3 separate regions of the Homo sapiens genome follow, and all the other regions are linked to region 1. A link is a loop called in an ENCODE intact Hi-C map of the cell type or tissue named here. Cell type or tissue: dorsolateral prefrontal cortex. All regions are shown on one strand. Each heading gives the region's core, and the rest is flanking DNA. Links, peaks and the distances in the headings are about the cores only. Region 1 overlaps LINC00469 (long intergenic non-protein coding RNA 469). Region 2 holds the start of LINC00469 (long intergenic non-protein coding RNA 469). Region 3 has its middle 66 kb from the start of LINC02092.

Region 1 (7,362 bases), core at 1,571-5,570:
CAGGGTAGTCGTAGACCCCACCACCTACATGAGGGACCCTCTGGAATCACAGGGCATGGTCTAGAAGCCAGACAAAAATCTTCTCTGATGCCTTTCCCTGGGATGGGAGGGGGTTTCAGTAGCTGGAGTCCCCGAACGCTGTGCCCCTTGGCCCAGCCTCTATCAGCACTGGGGTTGACCCACTACTGAAATTCAGTGGGCGTTCCTTCCGCTGCTGCCAATTTCACCACTGTCAAGTGTGGTTACAGGTGCAAGGAGTGGGTGCAGCAGGGGGCAACAACTCCTCAAGGGAGCTTTGGCAGGAGGGGTGCAGCCATGGACCACGATGGGGATTGTGCCTGGCTGGTGAAGACCCAGGGAGTCCCCAGAACAGAGAGCTCTAGGGTGAGACACAGAATCCTCCCAATGCCCCACCTGCCAACCCCCAGATGCAGCTGGGGTTCTAGCTGGCTCCAGGCCCCACGGTGCCCGGAGGGCTACAGTGGATAAAGTCTGCTAAAAGTTACACTGTATTTATTTATTCCCTAGAAGTACAGAGAGACCTGCATAAGAGGAAAGGGCAAGGCATATAGAGACCATAAAAAGAGTTGAGTTTTTATGTAGTGGTAACCTGGGGAATTAATTTCTGGCTAACAGAGGTCGCACGACAATAACTGAGTTTTGAACAAGCACAGTTCAAAACTCCCTGGGGAGGTACGGAGAGGCCACTGAGCCTTGAAGGCAGGATGGAGGTGGGTGGAGTGAGGGGTGGGAGATGGCCAGGGCTGGCCTTGGGGACATGGGTACTAGGACCCAATTTCAAAGCACAGTAAGGCTAATAACTAAATGCTGGTTTCATTCAGTCCACATTTATTGGGCACCTACTGTGTGCCTAAACCTGAGTGAATAACATGGGGATTACAGTGATGGATAAACTGGGGCCCCACTCTCAATACTGTCATTGTCTTTTGGGGGGGTACCAGGAATGATGCTACCTGTGACTGGGCCATCAGGCATGACAGATAGAGCATGACCTGGGAATCAGACCCCATGGGCAGGAATTCTGCTTCTTTACTATAAACTCTGCCACCTTGGCAAGATGCTTAATCTTTCTCCCTCAGTTTCCTCATATAGAAAATAAGAATAATCCTACTTTCTGCCTCTTGAGATTGTGATGAAGATTTATGTGAACAGAAATGGCCTGGCATGTAACACCTTCTATCAGGACACACACTCTGAGAAACAGCTTCACTGAGTTTGAGGCAAAGTATTATGATGGTCCAGAGTGACTCATCCAGTGGAGGGGTCCAGGAAGGCTTCATGGAGGAGGTGACTTCTGATTTAGGTTTTAAAGCATGAATAAGATCTACATGAAGGGAGAAGAGAGGCACAACTTCTAGGCAGGTGCTACAAGCTGTGGCGGGAAGAATAGGAGGGGCCACGTGGCACTGAGTGCTTGATGTCCTGGGGGTGTTCTGGCCAAATTTAGGGAGCCCCCCCTTAAATATATAAGGCTGAGCTCAGGATGGTGGGCAGGCGGTGACCACACGTGGGGAGGAAACCAGAGCACCTGGTACAGTGCCCAGTCCCGGTCTTCTCCAGATACTGATGAAGGGGTGCGGGCATATTTTGGCTGAAGGCAGCAGCCCTAAGCTCCGGAAGACACCACATTCACCAAGTCAGAACCCTCGGGATGGGAGCCAAAGAATGTTTTCTAGCACTCAGTGAGAGAACAGGCCCGGGCTACCTGATTGAAAGACACCGCAACCCACACGTGTAGCCTTACATTTTCCAGCAGCCACATTAAAAAAAAGTGAAAAGAAACAGGTGAGATTGCTCACAATAGCATACGTCATTTAACCCAATATATGAAAAATGCCATGATTTCCATGCATAATAAATATAAAAGAATTATTTATGAGATATCTTGCCATCTCTTTTTCATACTGGGTCCTAAAAGTCCTGTGTGTATCCCACACTTCAGGCACCTCACTAGCCCAGTGTCCAGTGATCAATAGCCACATGTGGCTCAGGGCTGTCATATCCAACAGCACAGTGATGAAATCACAGTGAAACTTCTCCACTCTCCAGTCCAGAGACGGCCATCTCCCCATGGCCTCCGCAGGGCATTCTCCAAACTCACACATCTGGAGCCAATGCCCACGGGCTCCTGGCTGGTCATTCTGTGTTGTCTGATACTGTTCATGTTGGTGACCTTAGTGCTGGCCAGGGAGGGAGTCTGGCTCTCTTCTATTGGAGGTAATTGTGGAGTGGGGTGGCTGTGGGGCCTCAGAACACCTTGGAGCTCTCAAAGACCCTCTCACATCTTGGCCATTCCCACTTCCAGGACCAAAGCAATGATTCTGGGAATCAGCTGGGGCCACCACTGGAATAGAATGAGGCGATGGGGAGAGCCCAAGTTGGGAAAATGGAATCTTTGGTGACTGTGGGGGATGTGAGAGCCACAGACAGGAGATCACGGGTGCCTCTGCCTGCCACATATTTGAAAATGCACAAAGCAAGAGCCTCCCCTCTCCCCAGCACACGCAGGCACAGGGAAGTGTGATCATGGAATCAATTTATTTGTCTACTAATGCGCCAGGCACTGTGTTTTATAGGTATGAGCCCATGTCAGCCTCACGACAACCCTTGAGATAGGTCCTATCAGTGCCTCCATTTTAAAGATGAGAAAACAGAGGCACAGAGAGGTGAAGCATCTTGTCCGGAGTCACACAGCTAGTGGGTGGGGTAGCCAGGATTTGGACCTAGGGGGAGCTCCATCCGGGCACCAAGTCCACTGTCCCCTGGAAATCACATCATGACAAGGGGAGAAGGCAGTGGGGAGATGGAAAAGTTGGGAGGCTGTTCAGGAACTGGTGACAAGGAGGGGGAAGGCTGCCATCTGGCACCACCATGCAGGCAGTCCCAGATGGTGGAGAACCCACATCCACTGCCTGGCCGGGCTGGAACAGGATGGGGCGCAGACAGGCAGGTTCTCGGCAGACAGGCTCTGTGAAGAAGGTCTCATGCTTCCCCCATCCCACCCCAAGGGAGTGGCGAGGGAAGGGAAGCCTGTGACCTCATCATCTGGGCCAAGGCCAATGACATCACCAGGAGGGCAAGGAGCCAGGCCCAGCAAGTTATTTATGGAAACGGCTGGCGGCCAGGCACAGCTCCTGAGCTGTTTCAGATGTGGCTGGGATAAAGCCTCCAGCTGGCCCACTGGGGCTGCTGAGGCCAGGCAGGCGGGTGAGGATGAAGGAGGGCTGGAGGAGGGCTGGGGGAGTCAGCCCGCTGATGGGGCAGGGCTCTTCGAAGGCTCACTGGGGTCCCCAGCGGGGATCACTGGGGCACCATGCTTCTCCTTGGCGTCTGCCCATCTGTGTCCTCCCTTGCTCAGGGTGGACCTGTGGTCTCTGCAGCCTGCCATCAGGGTCTGAGTCTGGATGAGCTTAGAAAGAGCAGCATGGAGATTTCAATCACAAGCCACAGCTCATGTGTGCATCTATATTCGTGTGCCTGAGGGGATGTACTGTGTGCATGGCTGTTGTATGTGCGTCCCTGTCAATGGATAGATATACTCTCTGGTCCCTTGTATATTGCTCCCCTGAGTGGTCATAGGGGTAGTTAAGTTTGTGAGTTCATGGATATGGGCATCTCTGCATGAGTGTGTGTGTGTGTGTGTGTGTATGTGTTTGTAGGAGATGGGGAGAAGAGAGAGACAGAGTGCACAAGACCTAGCAAATAGGAAGAGAGGAGTCACGAGGGGAGAGAAATCACTGTAGGAAGTTGGGAAATATAATTTCAGTGGAGGATACAGAGGCACTTATGGAAGCTTCAGCAAAAGTAGACAAACCTTTCAATCCATTTATCAAAAATGCCTGCAGCTCTGCCGCCTGAGTAGGTGCAACAAGAATAAAATATTGAGCAGAACCAGTGATTGTGGGACTGGAGGAGGCCAATAAATAAGAAATTACTGAGATGCTCACCCTGAGTCCAATGAGTTTGCTCTGGCACTCCCTCTACTCATCATGCCCTGTGGTCTCTTGGGTGCTGGCTGGGACAAGCTAGCAGGAACCCACGTGGCCAGATCTCTGGCATTTTGACTTTAGGACTTCTGGAAGGATGCCTGGGAGAATCAGGGGGAACAGAGCTGCCAAGCTCCACTCAGGTAAGCTTTGGTGTGGTGGTAACACAGGGGCCCTGCTTCTCATGCCTCTTGGCCTTGCTAGCTGCCCTCCTTCCCTTTAAAATCCTCCATGAGGGAACGAAATCTACAAGACCCTGAATGGAGCTTTGGTGGTTGATCTATGGGCTCTCGATGGAGCAACAGGGGTATGGGAATGGGAGCCAGGTCATGACCAAGGGGCTCCCAAACCTAGACCCCAGCCTGTGCTATCTACAAAGACCTCATCTTGCCTCCCAGATCTTAGGCCTTTTGAGTGATGGGTGGAGGGATGACACCATGAAACCTCCCACTGAATGGGAACCCCATCCTTTGGTACGTCCTCTTTCATGTCATGACCACCCACCCCAGAAAAGAAAACGAGCACTTTTTCAAATGCCCTTAAACTTGAACTCAGGATGAGTTGAAACAGGATGTCTCATTGATTTTTTTTTCACCTCCAAGTCCACAAAAGAGTAATGGGCACAGCTTTCCCCCTCCCCTCCCACACCCTGGCAACTGCCCCTCAACCCCCTGACCGATCACCTGCTTCCCTCACACCCACACAGCACCCCCTCAATAACAGAACTAGAATCGTTGCATCTCAATGCCAAGAACCACAATGGCAGGATAAACTGCCCGGGAGACCCCATCCAGGGCCATGGCTGTGGGAGTCACATTCTCTAACCTTCTCCCAGCTGTGATCAGCAGAATGGGAGAGGTCCAGCTGAGTGGCTCTCTGGGTTGCCAAGCTAAACACCCAGAAGGCAGGAAATAAGATTAACTCTCAGCAGGAAATAGAGGGATAAAGGTTGACTGGGGCAGTGGAGGCGCCAACTGGATGTTCCAAGGGACAAAAAGGAGGACCCTGGCTCTGTGGGAGCAGCCTGAGCTCACAGAATCCACTCCTTCTGCTTTCAGAAACACAGCAGATGGGAACTCCACTTTTTTAGAGTGTTCTGGGGAGGCAAATCCCCTATCTACAAGTTGTTCCTAGTTTCCCTGCCTCATTGCAGAAGGCCTATCTTAGGACCCAAGCAAGATGCAGTGTTGTTAGGCTCTTGGACCTGGAAAAGGTCCTGAGCTCTCCACTGCCCCACTGCCTCCACTGCACTCTCTAGGTATTTGTAACCGAGTATGATTGCATGTATATGGGTCTGCCCAAGCATGGGCACCTGTCCCTTCCAAAGGCACCCTCATCCTTGGGAGGGATGGAGGTGGAACAGCAGGACGAACTTCCCAGCAGTCAATCAATCTAGAATTCTGAAGACAATTTCACCCCCAGACGGCAACAGGATGAGCAGGATCAGGGAGCAGCACTCTTGTTTGCAGGGCTGGTACTCTCTATCACATTTCTAGAGCCTGTGAAATGCCATTCCAGGCTGCTGGTCCAGGACCGTTCTCCTTTCCTTGTTTCTCTAGCCCTGCTTCCATGCTGGACAGGCCTAAGTGTGTAGGGGGCGGTGGTTGAGGAAAGTTGATAGGGCAACCATCCCAGGTGGCTCTTTCCTTTGCCTTTGTAAAATCTGTAAGAAGAGGAAGCAGTCGTTTTCCTGGGGCGCTGGGGTATAGCCCCATAGATTGAAACTATGTGAGGCACAGCACCAAGCAGAAAGACCTGGTTTCCATCCTATCATCTGCGTCCCAGCGGCTCGCATTACTGGCTCCTTTAAAGACTGACATCTGGGCTTTGGCCAGTGCTCAGATTGCAAGAATAAGGAGCTATATCTCTAGTGAGATGGTCGGGGGGTTGTCATTGCACCAGCTTTCAAAGGGCTTTTCACCATTGTCATACTTTTCTTTTTCAGTCTTACTTAAGGAGATGTGTTCAAACAATGATGATGATGATGATATTGCCGTGTGCTTACTCTATGCTAGATGCTTCACTTTTGTTGTTCATTTAATTAGCACAATGATCCAATTAAGTAGGTATTATTATCTCCACTTTTCATATGAGGAAACTGAGGCCGAGAAAGGCTATGTGACTTTCCAATGGCCACGGGTATCCTGAACCCAAACCCAGGGCTGGATGACTACCAAGCCCATGCTATTGCTCGGGCACTTTTCTGCTTCTGCAAGGGAAGTGGTTTCAGGCAGAGAAAGCTAAAAGCTGGCCTGAGTGATTAGCTCTTCTCAGGGTGCAGAAGGCCCAGAACTTCAGGCAGAGGATGCACAGCCAGCGAGTGACTCATCTCGGTTTGCTTGAGACTTTTTAGCACTGAAAGTCTTGCCTTCTGGGAGCCCCATCAGTCTCGGGCACACTGAGATGGTTGGTACCCTAGATGGAGTGCACGCCAAGGACAGTGTGGACCAGGTACAGTGGATGGACCCTGGAGAACCACCTGCTCTGGGTGGTTGAAGGTAGTGGGCTCAAGTCAGTGGGCAGAATGAGATTTGCTGGCAAAGGCTCTTCTTTTTTTTCTTCTTCTTTTTTTTTTTTTTTGAGATGGAGTCTCGCTCTGTCACCCAGGCTGGAGTGCAGTGGCATGATCTCGGCTCACTGTAAGCTCTGCCTCCTGGGTTCACGCCATTCTCCTGCCTCAGCCTCCCGGGTCCACGCCATTCTCCTGCCTCAGCCTCCCAAGTAGCTGGGACTACAGGCGCCTGCCACCATGCCCGGCTAATTTTTTGTATATATATATTTTTAATAGTGATGGGGTTTCACCGTGTTAGCCAGGATGGTCTCAATCTCCTGACCTCGTGATCTGCCCACCTCAGCCTCCCAAAGTGCTGGGATTACAGGCGTGAGCCATCGCGCCCAGCCAAGGCAAAGGCTCTTCTGAGCAGCCAGTCTGTGGATCTGAAGGTCACCAGCTTGATCTACTCCTGTCTCCACTGGAAACAATGTACAAATCCTTCACCACGTTCATACTTGGCTGCAAGCATGCCCTGTGCCCCTGACATTGCTACGCCTGGCCCTGGGGCCCTGGCCCCATCTGAATCTCATTTCCCCTTAGATGGTAAATAAAGAGAATGATGGTTTTCTCAGCCTCTCGTACCACCAACAATCTCCACCCTCTGTCAGTCAAGTCATAGAAGGGTCATGGAAGGGCTGAACATACCAGGAATGTTGCCAGTGCTGGGGGCCCACACTGTCAGATGCAGGGTTCCGGGTCACTGGGGACCCAGCGAGATGGGACAAGGTGAGAAGAAGAGGAAAAGGAGAAAGGCAAAATTCCCAGCCAAAAAAAAAAAAAAGTTCAATCAGATTTGTAAAG
Region 2 (7,362 bases), core at 1,657-5,656, 60 kb after region 1:
ACAGAACCATTTAAAAGAGTGAGGGAACTTGGTCCAGAAATGCCTGTGGAGCTTTCAAAAGGGGTGAGTGACCTCATCCAGCCAAGAAAGGGTCTGGGAGAGAAGCTGGAGGCCGAGGTCTTCAGTCTAGGCTAGGGGAGGGGAGAGAACGTTTAAGAGGGTGGCAGGCATTCCTGTCCCAAGTCACCAACTGGGTAGCGCTCTTGTTTGTCTTATGCAAGAGTGTTTAGATAAGAACAGGCTTTTGCATTTCAAAAAGGAGCCTGTTCTTCCTCGCCTTGCTTCTTCCTGTGCTGAGTAAACGGAAGGCACACCCTTGTTTCCCTCCCTATTCACAGCTCCTCTGTCCGCCACAAAGACAACCTCCTCCCCTTCTGCCCTCGTCTTCTGCCTGTGGACATTCAAGGGACCCCGCTCCTCCTTCATCCTTTCTCTCCTGCACGAATGAATCGTTTCCCGTGAATCTGCTCTTTGAAAAACCCCTTCCTAACTTCCATCTCTCTTCCTCTGCTCTCTTTGATGCCATCGCTTCTTAAAAGGGAGGCCTAGACTCACTGCTGTCTCACTTTTGTACGTTTATTTTCATCATGGTAAAATATACATAGCATAATATTTACCATTTGAGCCCTTTTAAGGTGTACAATTCAGTGGCATTTACATTCAAAACATTGTGCAACCATCCTGATGATCTATTTCCAGAGCTTTTTTTTTTTTTTTTAAATCATCCCAAACAAATTCTGGAACTGTGAGATAATAATGTCCCATTCTTTTCTCCTCCCAGTTCCTGGTAACCTCCATTCTTTCTGTCTCTATGAATTTGCCTATTGTAGAAACCTCGTGTAAGTGACATCATTCCATATGGGGCCTTTGTGTCTGGCTTATTTCACCTAACATCATGTTGCAGCAAGGTTCATTTCATTTCTTTTTATGGCTGAATAATATTCCCTCGTACAGATGGACAGCAGGTGTTGACCTATTCATCGGTTGTCTATTCGGCCTCCACAATCCACTGTTTTCATCCCTTCTTGCTGTCTCTACTTCTATGACCCTGGCCTAAGTCACCATTTTCTTCCACCAGAGTGCTCAGTGGCCTCCTCTGAGATTTCACTCTTTTTTTTTTCTTTTAAACAGCGTTATTGAAATGTAATTCATATATTATGTAATTCTCCCATTTAAAGTGGACAATTCAGGCTACTCTGCCTATGGAGTGGCCATGCTTTTGTTTCTTTACTTCTCTAATAAGCTTGCTTTCACTTAAAAAAAAAAAGTATACAATTCAATGGTTGCTAGTATATTCCATGTAGCTGCAATCGTCACCGTGGTCCATTTTACAGCATTTGTATCACCTCAAAAAGAAGCTCTGACCCTTCAGCTATCTCCCCTCCCCAACGCTCACCCTTACAGCCCTAGGCAACTAGTAATCTACTTTCTGTCTCTAGAGATTTGCCTCTTCTGGGCATTTTGTCTAAATGGAATCATACAATCCGTGGTCTTTTGTGAATGGCTTCCTTCACTTATCGTGATGGTTCCCGGGTTCATTCATGCTGTCCTATCGGCACTTCATTCCTTTCTATGGCCAAATAACTACCTCATTGTATGGATTCATTGGTGGACATTTATGTCGTTTCTATCTTTGGGCTATTACAAATAATGCTGCTTTAAACATTTTGTACAGGTTTCTGTATGAATATATGTTTTCGTTTCTCGTGGGTCTATACAGAGGAGTGGAACTGTGGGTCACACGGTAACTCTGTGTAATCGTTTGAGGACCTGCAGGCCACAGTGGCTGTCCTGCCTCCTCTCTTGCCTCTTTCAAAACTCCTCTTCACAGAGCAGCTGATGCGATCTTTCAAAAATGAACTTCAAATCATGTTTCATCTTTCTTGTAAAATCCTTCAATGACTTCCCAGCGTTCTTAGAATAAAACAAACATCATCACCATGGTCTACAAGACCCTGTGGCTGGGCACCAACTCCTTCTGGGACCATCCCTGCCTGCCTGTAGGGCTCCCGCTCCTTTGGGCGTCCCGGCCGCTGCTCCAGCAGGCCTAGGAACTTTCTCGTGAAGTCATCTGCGCTGGCTCCTCCCTCTGCTGGAACAGTCTTCGCTCTTGTTTCAGCCTCCTGTGGACGCTGTAACCAATTGCCATCAACTGGGTGCCTTCAAACAACAGAAATGGCTTCTCTCATCATTGTGGAGGCCCAGCTCTAAAGTCAAGGTCTTGCCAGGGGCCTGTTCCCTCTGAAGGCTGTGGGAGAGCATCCTCTTTGCCTCTTCCAGCTGCAGGTGGTTACCACCAATCCTCCGGGTTCCCTGGCTTGTAGCTGCATCGCTGCAGCCTCTGCCACTGTTGTCACGAGGCCATCTCCCTCTGCGTGTCTGTGCTTTCACTGTCTTTCCTCTGTGCATGGCTGTGTCTCTTCTCCCTTCATATGAGGACACAAATCATATTGGGTTAAGGGCCCATCTTACTCTAGTATGACCTCACATTAACTACATCTGCAATGATCCTATTTGCACATAAGATCATATTCTGGCAGGGCATGGTGGCACACGCTGCAATCCCTGCACTTTGGGAGGTCAAGGTGGGAGGATTGCTTGAGGCCAGGATTCAAGACCAGCCTGGGCAACACACTAAGACCCTGATTCTTTAAAAAAAAAAAAAAAAAAAAAAAATTCTGAGGTTCCTGGAGAAAATATGAATGGTGGTGGGGGCAGGGGAGGGCACTATTCAACCCTGTATAGCACAGTTCCTCATGTCCCAGCTCAGATTTCAACTCCTTCTCACCCACTATCCCCACCCCAGCTCCCCTCTCCCAGGGCACCTTTCTGGTTTCTTTTTGGCACCTTCACAAGCTGTAAGTAGGTGTTGTTGTTGGTTATTCATCCATTTCCCCTACTGGGTGAAAGCTCCCTGAAGGCTGCTCCTTGTCTATCAAGCTCATCACTCTGCCACTGTGATCCACTGCCTGATGCAGGGTGACTCTTCAGCAACGTGGAAGGAGACAGGGAAGATCCTGGTCCTGCAAGAGGAAGCCTGGACACAAGGTGTGCATGGGCCCCGAGCAGTCCACCAACACACGCTGTGGCGTGTATCAGCACTTCCTTCCTTTACATGGACAAATGCGATCCCATCATATGGACACACACACTCCGTTTATCCATTCACCAGTTGATGGACATTGGCATCGTTTCCATCTTTTAAAAAGAACATATAGTTGTACATATTTATGGGGTATAGTGTGATGTGTCCACACATGTATAGCTTGTGTAAGGATCAAATCAGGGTAATTAGCAAATTCATCACCTCCAATATTTGTCATGTCTTTGCGGTGAGCACATTCGAAGTCCTCTCTTCTAGGTATTTTGAAATATTCCGTACATTAGTATTAACAATAGCCACTCTTCTGTGCCAGAGAAGAACAGAATGTTTTCCTCCCATCTAATTGTATGTTGTTTTCATCATGGTGTCCACCGTGAGGCCTTGGCCTTTGGCGTACCAGTCACTGAGTGCTCAGTGGGTGACTCCAGCCCATCTCAACAACGTTGGTGACAGTGTCAGCTCTCAAGGGCAGGATTCAGTCATCCAACCCACTTTGCACCTCCAAGCATCGATGACAGGTGGGTATTCAGAAAACGTGCTGAAAACTTCATGGAAGCTACAGCTCGACTCCCAAGAGAGAAGCCTGTCTTTGAAGTGCCTGTGGAATGAGAATGACCTTCCTCTGTCAAACTTCCTTTCCAGTATGATGTTTTAGTCAATCCAGAGATGTATTCCTTCCTGTGCATTGGGGATGGACTTGCATCTGGGGAGGGTGTCTGGGGTCAGATCATCCCAGGCCACTAGGACCTGAGGTGTTGAAAATCCTGGAGGATCACTGCTGTACCCAGTGCATTGACGGCCCCACTCTCCTGGCCGTCTGCCTTCTACAGCCTCTGCTGAGATGAAGGCAATTTGGCTGGATGTGGTGAGGAATCTGTACAGGGAAGAGAGGCTGTTGCAGAGGAGGCAGCTGTAGGAGCGTCAGCACCCAGGAACGCACTCTCTGGAGCCTGGTGCAGAAATAGCACCCACTGCGTGTGGTGAGTGTCTGGTGTCTGGCATTCTGTGATGCTCTTCGGTTTTAAGACACCTGCCAGGAACAAAGTGGGGACTGGTAAACCAAGGTGCAAGATTGCAAAAGAGGCTCTACTTCCCCCTGCCTTCCTGTATTCTCATCCTTTGCAATATGACTTTGCATCTTCCCCCATCAAGAGCTGGAGTCTATTTCCCTCCCATATTAGCTTCCTAGGGCTGCTGTAGCAAATTGCCATAAAGCAGGTGGCTGAAACAACAGAATAAGTCCAAAGTCAAGTTGTTGGAAGGGCCATGCTCTCTCTGAAGGCTCTAGGGGAGAATCCACTCCAGATCTCTCTCCTGGTGTCAATCCTTGGACTTGCTTGGCTTGTAGCTCCATCACTCCAATCTCTGCCTCTGACTTTGTGTGTCTTTCTCACTGTGTCTCTCTGTCTCTGTGTCTTCCTCTCTTCTTACAAGGATGCCGGTCATTGGATTTGGAGCCCACTCTAAATCTAGGATGTTTGCACCTGGAGATCCCTAATTATTTACATCTGCAAAGACCCTATTTCCAAGGAAAGTCACATTCTGAGGTTCCAGATGGACACGCATTTTTTGGGGACACTATTCAAACTACTACACCACCCCTTGAATCTGAACTGGCCATTTGTCTTGCTGTGGTCAACAGAAGCTGGTAGAAGTGACAATGTGTCCACTCTAAGGCCATGAAGCCTCCACTCTTGACCGTGGAACACTAAGACCACCTGTGAACAAGCCTGAACTAGCCCATGGCCCAGCTAGGCCAACCAGCCTCCAGCCCACCCAGCAGTTGTGCAGATGAATGCAGCTGAGCTCAGTGAAGCTCAGTAGAACATCTCAGACCAGCTGAGTCCACTGTAAATTGGCAAACCACAGAATTGAGACTGAGTATATGGTTGTTGTTTGAGGCCACACCAAGTTTAGGGTTATTTGTTACACAGTAGTCGATGACTGATTCACAAGGTGTTATTGGTTTAGGGCAAATGGGAGATGAGTGCCATTTCTGGGTGCTGCCCACGTATAACAAAAACCAAAGTCTTGGCTGGGCGCAGTGGCTCACACCTGTAATCCCAGCACTTTGGGAGTCCGAGGTGGGAGGATCACGAGGTCAGGAATTCGAGACCAGCCTGGCTAAGATGGTGAAACGCTGTCTCTACTAAAAATACAAAAATTAGCTGGGCATGGTTGCAGGCACCTGTAGTACCAGCTGCTCGGGAGGCTGAGGCAGAAGTTTGAACCTGGGAAGTGAAGGTTGCAGTGAGCCGAGATAGTGCAATTGCACTCCAGCCTGGGTGACAGGGTGAGACTCCATCTCAAAAAAATAAAAAAATAAATAAATAAAATAAAATAAAAAACTAAAGGCTTGGATCTAAACCATCTACTAGTGGCAGGAAGTCTAGGCATCTTCTGAGCCACCCTCAGGATCAAATAAAGCTACTGGCTGGGTGTGGTGGTTCACGTCTGTAATCCCAGCACTTTGCGAGGCCGAGGCGGATGGATCATGAGGTCAGGAGTTCAAGACCAGCCTGGCCAAGATGGTGAAACCCCGTCTCTACTAAAAATACAAGAAATTAGCTGGGCATGGTGGCAGGCGCCTGTAATCCCAGCTACCTGGGAGGCTGAGACAGGAGAATCACTTGAACCCAGGGGGCAGAGGTTGCAGTGAGCCAAGATGGTGCCACTGCACTCAAGCCTGGGCGACAGAGTGAGACTCTGTCTCTAAAAATAATAATAATAATAATAATAATAATAATAATAATAATAATAATAATAAAGCTACTGAATCCCTTCACCAATGGAGGCACGCTCATATACCTCTTGGCATCTCTCTACAGTCCCCTTAATGTGCAGCCATGCACACAGTGGTGCCTATTAAAGGCATGGAGGTGGTGGTGGAGAACATGACAGAAGCTAGGTTCGTAGCCCATTAGAGTCATGAAAAAAAATGAGTAATTCCCAGCTTCTTCCGCTCACTGCCTCTCCATCTTCTGGAGCATGACAAGAGGCATATTCCTCCTGTGACTCGCAGTCACGTGGAAGCAGAGAAGCTGCCAGTTTGAAATCCCAGAGATGGGACCCCCCACCTGGCCAGGGCCACCGATTAAGAGCCCGAGAGCCAGCCATCAGCAGGAGCCTCAAAAATGCTGGCTGAAATTAATCACTTGCCTTGCAAGGGTATTTATTTTCTCCTTTATACCTGGAGAGAAATGGGCTGTGAACTGGAAATTTCCAGAGCAGTAGGCTGAACTTTTTGTGTGAATGGCAACGACTTTCTTTTAAAGTGCCACCATTTGCTCAGTTCAATTTCACCATTAAAGGACAATGGCCAATTTTCTGTGGACCTGGGATGTCGGTTTTGTCTAAAGCGTGAGCGTGTGGGGAATTTACTAACCTGGCTGTGATTGCCCATGAAAACAGGTTATTTAACAGGATTTAAATACTGTGCTCTGAAGCTCAACAGCAGTGAGGAGGCAGCCGGAGAATTGGAGTGGCGCATTTCCCTTCCAGCGCTAATGAGAGAAGGCAGGAAAAGCGAGCGTGATAGATAAGAGGCGGGCGGAGAGAGACAAGACAGAACTAGGGCCAAAGAGATGGGTGAGGGACCCCAATCAAGAGACAACGCCTGCTTTTAAAAAGGTGACCTTAAAATTCAGTCACTTGTTCACAGGTTTTATTCAACAAGTGTTTGTTAAAGGGTCTGCTGGGCTCAAGGTTCTCAGGTGCCATGAAAACCAAGCCCGCTACCAATTTTTGCAGGATTCTTGGAGGAGGTGTTTTGGAGCCGATTTTTAACTTAATTTTTTGATGCTTCTGCCAGTCGTTCCCTGCCAACCTTCTGAACTCTCCCTGCCTTGCTGGCTTGCTAAGTGAAGCCCTGAACAGAATATGGGGATGAGTGTCAGGAGGTTGGTCCTTCCATAAACTGACTCGAATCTTCGATTACGGTGTGGCCTCAGTTTTCTCATCTGTCAAATGGGAGTCATTATACCTAACTCACGTCTTCAGGCTTAAACAAGAGCGTAGGTAAAGATTCTGACACAATACCAGCTACTTGTGAGATGGACACAGCCGCCGTTTCCTTTTTCTTCCCTCTTGACATTTGCCAGGCTAGAATACGTCCTTTCTAAAATTTTGCTTAGGGGTGTGTCTCTTCCAGAAAGTCTTCCCTCTACCTAGGTGCTATTGAACTTTGGCATGGCCCTGCCCTTCGCAGCACAGGGCGGTGTCTAAGAGTGAGGGCTGGGGACGGGCTTTGAGATTCACAT
Region 3 (7,362 bases), core at 1,291-5,290, 51 kb before region 1:
ATCTATGTACAATATGTTCTTCTCAGAATCTTCTATGCTATCGGAGAAACGGAAACCAACTAATTATTCAATAAAAGGGACTGACCAAGAAAATGAATGTGGCTATTAAAAACCGTGCTGTAAGAAAGATAGTGACGTGGCAGAATGGTCATAATGGACTAGTATCAGGGGAGGGGGGCATGAATGATAGGGAAAGCAGGCTAGAAAATAGTATGTACAATGGTACGTGTGTTTATAAAGAAAAAGGACTGGGAGGAGAGGGAAAGAAGGCTAGAAATCTCTGCAGCAAAAATGTTAAAGAGGTTTCCTCCAGGGTAGAGAATTATGAGCAATTTTTCTTTTTCTTGTGCTTTTTGGTTTTCCACTTTTACTACATTGAGCTCCTTTGTAATTAGGAAAACCAGGTTTTTAAAAGAGGTGGTTCTGTTACAGGTCCTTTGGTCCAGCGTTCTGTAGTTGCCACGGGCTGTGGTGGGAGCCTGGAGGTGTCTGCTCAGGGAAGGGCAGCTGCCAGGTGGGGTCCAGGAGGCAGGTGGCTATGCAAGCAGCTCAGCTTGTAGGATAGGTGAGCTTGGCTCATGGACTCTCCTCCCGTGATCACTTTTCCCACCTCCCCCCTCCCCCCACCGATCCCACAGGGGACATTCAGTATCCCAAATACCCAGCCTGTTAGACATAGTGTTTGATCGAAGATCGAGTTCCTCGGATTGAGGCTGGGTTGAAAAATGACCCATATGTCCCTAGAGATGGAGCAGAGCTGGAGCGGAGCTTAGAATTTACAACCCAGCCTCCCAGCGCTGGGCCTGGACACCACGCAATTTTGACAGATGATTCTCATGAGAAACTTTCAGTTTCCATTTGATTATGGGCCCATAAACACAGATTGCAATTGAACAGAGTTAGGGCTCTGCCTGGATTGGACCTGCCAGGGCTCAGGGAGCCTTACTGGATGGCTCTGGCCTGCCTGTCACCTGCTGGTTCTGAGCTGCTGCCTACAGCTATGCATGTGTTGTGATGTGGCTGTTGGACGTATCCACATGCATCTCTTATGTGGGCATCTGCCTCTCCCATTAGCCTGGGCAGGGATTGTCTTTCCGATGGATCATCTAATCCTACCATCTTTGGGTGGTAGTTGTCCCTGCTGGTTATAGGAGGTTTCAGCTAACTTTGGTTTAGGGTTCACCATCTTGCTTTTACTTTTTCACTCACTCACTCATTCATTCATTCACCATTTGACATTATTGAGCAGCTGTCATGTGTCAGAATACGGACTTAGTAATACCAGGCGGACTCAGGGATACCAAGAATAAAGTCTCACTGCTAGCGTCAGAGGAGTCATACTTAAGACCGTGTCACATGCATTAATTTAGAAAAACGTTCAGGGAGCTAAGAGAACACAGAGGATAAACCCCTAGGCAGGAGGGAGAAGCCAGCCTGGGCTACCAGGAAGGGAGGCTGTTCACTCAATTCATCTCAGCAAGTGTCTGGAGTAGCTGCACTAGGCTAGACCCCCAGAGGATTAGACAGAGATAGTGCAGTGGCACAAGCTAGACCACCTGAGGATTAGACAGAGATAGTGCAGTGGCATAGGCTAGACCACCTGAGGATTAGACAGAGCTAGTACAGTGGCATAGGCTAGACCACCTGAGGATTAGACAGAGATAGTGCAGTGGCACAGGCTAGACCCCCTGAGGATTAGACAGAGATAGTACAATGGTGTAGGCTAGACCCCCTGAGGATTAGACAGAGATGGTGCAGTGCCAGTGTTCCTACCCCCATATTGCTTATCATTGTTGAGTATTTCTTCCAGCATTCTAGGATAAGACTGCTTCTTTCTCATTCCCCCTGTGGGGTAAATATTAGGAGTTGCTTCAGGACCCTTGAGCAAGGGGACAAGACAAACCTATAGCAGAGTGACACCTGCGGGGTCTGGAGTCTTCAGCTGGAATGAATTCAACAAATACTCACCTTGTGCCAGGCACTGTTCAAAGCACTGGGCAAGCAGAAGAGCCAAAGAGGCAAAGTCCATATTCCACTGGGGAGAAAGAGAAAGAGATCATCGTCGAAGGCGCACGTGCATAGGTCAAGTGCATAGGGTCAAGTGCAGAGGAGTGCAAGGAAGAGACTTCAGTCAGAGAACAGCTGAGAGAGGACGGAGGGCAAGTCCATGTTTATACACAGGCAGAGACGACGGCAGCTTGGACTGTGGTGGCAACAGAGGAAGTGGCTGGAGGTGACTGGACTGTAGATGCATTTTGAAAGTAGAGCTTTTAGAGCGAGGGGTGTGGGAGACAGAGAGGAGTGGAGGATGATTCGAGGGTTTCCAGCTTGAGAACTGGGGAGTGAGTTGCTGTTTACTGAGGCAGAGGAGCCTGGGAGAGAAACAGGTTTGGGGGAAGCCACTTCTGTCCCATAACTGTAGCACTTGACGGTTGTCCCAGGGGACTCTCACGTGCCCCCCCCGCCTCCCCCGCCTCACAGTTCCTGACCGGTGCTGTGATGTGCCCTGTCTTTTTGTGACCCCTGCGTCGGCCTTTCTTCCTCGGCTGATGCACCATTTGCACTGACCTCTGTGCTGCAAATGCAGCAGCCAGGCTTTTTGCACAAGCCTTTTTGCTCAAGGCCAGTTGCTGCTGGGAGAAAATGCCTGTCCTTGCAGGGTTCCCCGCCTAGTGCAAACCACAGCACACTGCCACTCAGAGCCCAAGGTGACCTTCCCACCCTGGGCGTGGGAGTCAGGCAATTCAGCACCAGCCCTGGGCCCCCAGGCCTGTGGATGCTGCTGCCTCTTTGCCGTGCTGTGCGCGGCGCCGGCTCCTTGTCCATAGAAACATCCCAGCCCACTCAGCGGCTTGCGAGGCCTCCCGCCCCGGGTCTGGTTTGCACCAGCCTCTTTTGTGTACCAGCTGCTCCGGCCGCCGCTCTTTCATCCCTGCTCCTGGGAGGGCCTGGCTCCGCACCCTGCACAAACACATCTGGACTTCTTCAGACCACATGACAGGAACAGCTGCTGCCAGAAAGAAAAGGACACAGTGGCCCTTTTGTAATCACTCTTGATTGTCTCCAGCCGTAGGGCACTTGTGTTTTGGTCATGGATTTAAGGACTTCCAAGATGTTTCTAGGAGCATATTATTGCCCCAGGCCTGGCTGTGCCTTCTGTGGTCCAGGTGGCAGCAGGAAAGGGTAGAGGCATTGGGACCGAGCAAAGAGGCTCCTGTAAGTGTGTCCTGAGGCTTCCACCTTCTAGGATAGAACAGGGCACACAAGGAGGAAGAAGGCAGCGATGTGGCTGTCACCCGCCGTAGCCACCTGCTGGTATGGCTGACACCAGCCCTGGGCCCCGAGACAACAGCCACTGCAGGCCTTGAGGCCCAGCGCTGGTGCTGAATCTCCTGTCTCCTGTGCACAGGACAGGAAGGTAACCTTGGGCTCTGAGCTAGAATGTGCTGTGGCTTGCGCTAGACGGGGCCTGGTGGCTTCCATGGTCTCCTGTTGACTCCACCTGCCAGTGTCTGCATCTCTTTGCCTGAGGGCTTTTTCTAAAGCTGTAAAAGTTTGCTTTGTCAGAAGAGGGGAAATGAATACCCTCCCCCAGAGCAGCCTACTCAGCTGGTGGCTGAGGGGATTGGGTGTATAAATACCCCAGCTACCTTGCCCTCAGCAGGGAGGACTTGGAGGCATCTGTTCTACAGGTCACCAGAGGACCCCGGAGGACTAAGCTCCAGCTGCCAGCGTGGGTGCTGGCTTGATCCCCTGCTCCTCCTCCTCCTCCCCTGCTGCCTGTCCTCCCTGTGTCCCCTCCCGCCTCCCTGACTGTGGTCTTGTATCTCCTAAAGGTGTACTGGATCCTTCTCCCAGGACCTGCTTTTGGGTGAACCTGAACTAAGACCAGTGACAGCAAAGGTCTATGGGTTTAGGGATTGTTTTTAGGGCAGTTCAAACAGGTACCAAGAACCTGTGGGACAAATACATTAAAAGTGGAACTGCTCAATAGTTTTACTTGGAATCAGCTTTGAACGTGCCTCAAATTCGGAAAAAGTGCACAAAATCGGCCCTTTATAAGAAGCAACCCCACAGTTGCTGAAGGGAAGGGTTCCTCTGTCTCTTTCTTCTGCCTCCATACAGGAACATTTTAAGCCATTTAAACCTCCATATTCCAGAGTCAGAGATTTGGGCTGAACCTAGGTAGCTATTTTGACATCATATAGGACTACACTGAGACAAAATCTAAGGGAAAAGTGGAGCAGTCGGTCCGGAGGCTTAGCTTCAGCGTGGTTTGTGGACATGGTTCATTCATTGGCTGTTGTCACTGGCGAAGTGGAACTTCTGGGGTTCGGATTCTTTAACTTCATAATTCAGCCAGTGGGATTGTTTTCTGGGTAATCATGACATCAGCCAAGGTTCAGTCATAGAATCAGGAAGGTCAATTTTTTTTTTTTTTTTTGAGACAGAGTCTTGCTCTGTTGCCCAGGCTGGAGTGCAATGGCATGATCTTGGCTCACTGCAATCTTCGCCTCCTGGGTTCAAGTGATTCTCCTGCCTCGGCCTCCTGAGTAGCTGGGATTACAGGCATGCACCACCACACCTGGCTAATTTTTTGTATTTTTAGTAGAGATGGGGTTTCACCATGTTGGTCAGGCTGGTCTCAAACTCCTGATCTCGTGATCTGCCCACCTCAGCCTCCCAAAGTGCTAGGATTACAGGCATGAGCCACCGTGCCTGGCCTTTTTTTATTTTTTTTAATTATTTTTATATATTTTTTGAGACAGAGTCTCACTCTGTTGCCCAGGCTGGAGTGCAGTGACGTGATCTCGGCTCACTGCAACCTCCACTTCTCAGGTTCAAGTGACTCTCCTGCCTTAGCCTCCCGAGTAGCTGGGAATACAGGTGCCCGCCACCCCGCCCGGCTAATTTTTTGTATTTTTAGTAGAGACGGAGTTTCACCATGTTGGCCAGGCTGGTCTTGATCTCCTGACCTCGTGATCTACCCCACTTGGCCTCCCAAAGTGCTGGGATTACAGGCGTGAACCACTGTGCCCAGCCAGGAAGGTCAATCTTTTTGTGACAACATGGGAGTCACACCACAGTGACTTAATCGCCACCTGTACCTCACCCACTCCCCAAAAACTCACCCTGTACTCATGTTCCTGGATGAACTAGCTTTGCAAATATCAGCCGTGTGTTTCCATCATGAAAACCCATCCTCTGCATCCTTTATGGAGCTGACCTGAAATGGCCAACAGGGAGGACCGGCCCCTTCTGGACCAGCTGAATTTCAAATCAACATGATCTCTCACACACGATCTCTCATCAGCCGCTGGCTGGAAAGACACATGATAAAGGATTCGGCAGAGCTTCTGACACCGCAGGCTTTGCGACCTTGTGAGGCTTGGGAGAGAAGCCTGGTTCTCATTTGAACAGATGGGCCTGTTTGCAAATACTTCCTCTGATACCCTAGAACAGACAACATCCTGTCTGAGGTGGGTGGTTGTGACTGAAGAGACCAAACAGACCTCAAAGAAACACCTGCCACAGAAGTGGCAGCTCTGACTGTGGAGCCAAGAAAGCTTCTGCATTGCTGCCTCTCTGTCTAAGGGTGGAATTCTTTTTATTATTATTATTATACTTTAAGTTCTAGGGTATGTGTGCACAACGTGCACGTTTGTTACATAGGTATACATGGGCCATGTTGGTTTGCCGCACACATTCACTCATCATTTACATTAGGCATTCCTTAAGGGTGGAATTCTTTTAATAAGCAGGCCACGGTAAGGTTCTGAGAGTAAGAGGGAGAGGCAGCCTCCCTGCTGTCCTGCCTGAGAAGCTGGAGGCTGAGGTCTGATGGAGGAAGACAGGAAGAAGAGAGGGGCAGGATGTCCATGTATCTTTCTGGATGTATCACAGCTGTGCCTGGTACCAGGCAGGGGCAGACCATTTCTTCAAGGGCTGATGCTATTCTGAGAAGGTATCTTGCCCACCCAAGCTATCTCTTGGTCCCAGACTTGTCCAATTTTCTTCCCAATGACAGGCAGCCAACAATGTGCCCTCTTTGCAGTGAGACTGTACTGCAGTTGGAGGGAGAGCCCTGTAGGCAATGCAGAGTGTTCCCAGGGTCATTCCCAAACGTTCATTCAAGCAGGGCACTAGGCCAAGGCTCTGCAGCGAGAGACACCCTGAGACTTCTGATACCCTCTGGGACGAGACTGACAGATACCAGTCAAGGATTTCACTAATTCATCTCCCGTGGCCCAAGCAGATGTAATTCATGATATTCCTATGTTCAACTGGGACACAGCCTCAGAATCCTTCTTCATACTCCAATACAGCAGGCAGCCACGAATGCCGAGATCCAGAGCTGACACCCAAGATGCAACATGCTTTCCACATCTTCCCTGGGGACTTACAGTTTAAAACTGATTCCCTGACACCAATAACCATGCAGCAGATATGCAGATACCTCGATAAGAAAGGTCTTTGTGATTTATAATAGCAGATATAATCATTCACCCTGCCTAAAAGCTAAGGGTTTTTGCCATACTGTGAGGTTTTGAAGCAGAGTATCACGTGATTCGTGTTCCTGAATTTGACATGGGGAATCCTCATCTGAGTTGAGAAGGATATAGCAATCTTCAGTAGCCACTCCCAGGGGGCCTCTGTCCAGGATACAGGATCTGGACAGAGAACAAAGCAAATAGGACTGATGTCTCCATCCTCGGTAGCATCTCTCCAATCTGCTCCTATCCCTCTCACTCTCCTAAGCTCCCCTCAAGTAGGTGATCAGGTAAATTATCCTCTAAACTAGGAAAGGTACTATTAATGATTACATCACAATAACAGGTAAAATGGGAGGTGTCCCAGGCAAACAGGAATATAGGATCCCCATGCCCACAGGCCCTCTAGTTTTGTATGAGAAGGTGCATCTGTGTGTGCCAGATGTGTGTGTAGGGGTGGGTGTAATTTGGTGGGTGTGCTATGGGGCGCTGAGCAAAAGCAGATCCTTCTCCTGCCTAGGGTTCAGTCCCTTCCTCAGCCCTGTGTCCCCTCTGGCTTCGCCTGCCAAGGCTCTATCAGGTGTGAGAGTACAGAGCGATGGAGCTCCTGGCTGAGCTGATGAGGCTCCCAGGGACTAGAGCAATTAATTAAGCCTCTTCCCAGCTCTCAGCACAAGCCCCGTGCCACTGCCAGAGCCTTTTAATTGCCACTGGAATGGGTAGCTCTTAAAATCAACGTCCTTCCCTTAAAATCAACGTCCTGCTCAGCAGTGCTAGGAGAGGGAGGCTGGAGAGGGCGTGGAGCTGGCCTGTCCAGCAGTCCCCACTTCCCTTCTGGGGCAGGTCCCAGGAAATGCTTCCTTCCAATAGC

The links. Hi-C counts contacts between places; a loop is a spot of excess contacts. Peaks named below come from ENCODE experiments on the same cell type or tissue, not always from the same donor. Only the 100,000 strongest peaks of a DNase experiment are listed, where the experiment ranks them.
Region 2: a loop joins it to region 1, with 2.0 times the contacts of the local background. A loop is called at or near these places in 4 of 110 quality-filtered maps.
Region 3: a loop joins it to region 1, with 2.8 times the contacts of the local background. A loop is called at or near these places in 4 of 110 quality-filtered maps.

The regions. Positions count from the first base shown.
Region 1 is chr17:73,767,605-73,774,966 of GRCh38, forward strand. The region is part of intron 2 of LINC00469 (long intergenic non-protein coding RNA 469); the gene reads right to left. Among named protein-coding and RNA genes, the nearest start is that of LINC02092, 16 kb to the right of the region's middle. RefSeq lists enhancers at 1-277, 2,628-3,129, 3,130-3,629. In dorsolateral prefrontal cortex, for the core only: a CTCF peak has its summit at 3,168; a DNase peak (open chromatin) is centred at 3,087; H3K4me3 peaks cover 779 bases; H3K27ac peaks cover 866 bases.
Region 2 is chr17:73,827,831-73,835,192 of GRCh38, forward strand. It overlaps LINC00469 (long intergenic non-protein coding RNA 469), which reads right to left and starts at 707. Exons shown (of 4, transcript NR_027146.1): 1 at 618-707. RefSeq lists enhancers at 44-553, 1,544-2,045, 2,046-2,545. In dorsolateral prefrontal cortex, for the core only: no CTCF peak of the experiment used is centred there; a DNase peak (open chromatin) is centred at 4,025.
Region 3 is chr17:73,716,955-73,724,316 of GRCh38, forward strand. No RefSeq gene overlaps it. Among named protein-coding and RNA genes, the nearest start is that of LINC02092, 66 kb to the right of the region's middle. In dorsolateral prefrontal cortex, for the core only: CTCF peaks have their summits at 2,842 and 3,042; DNase peaks (open chromatin) are centred at 2,907 and 3,336; H3K27ac peaks cover 970 bases.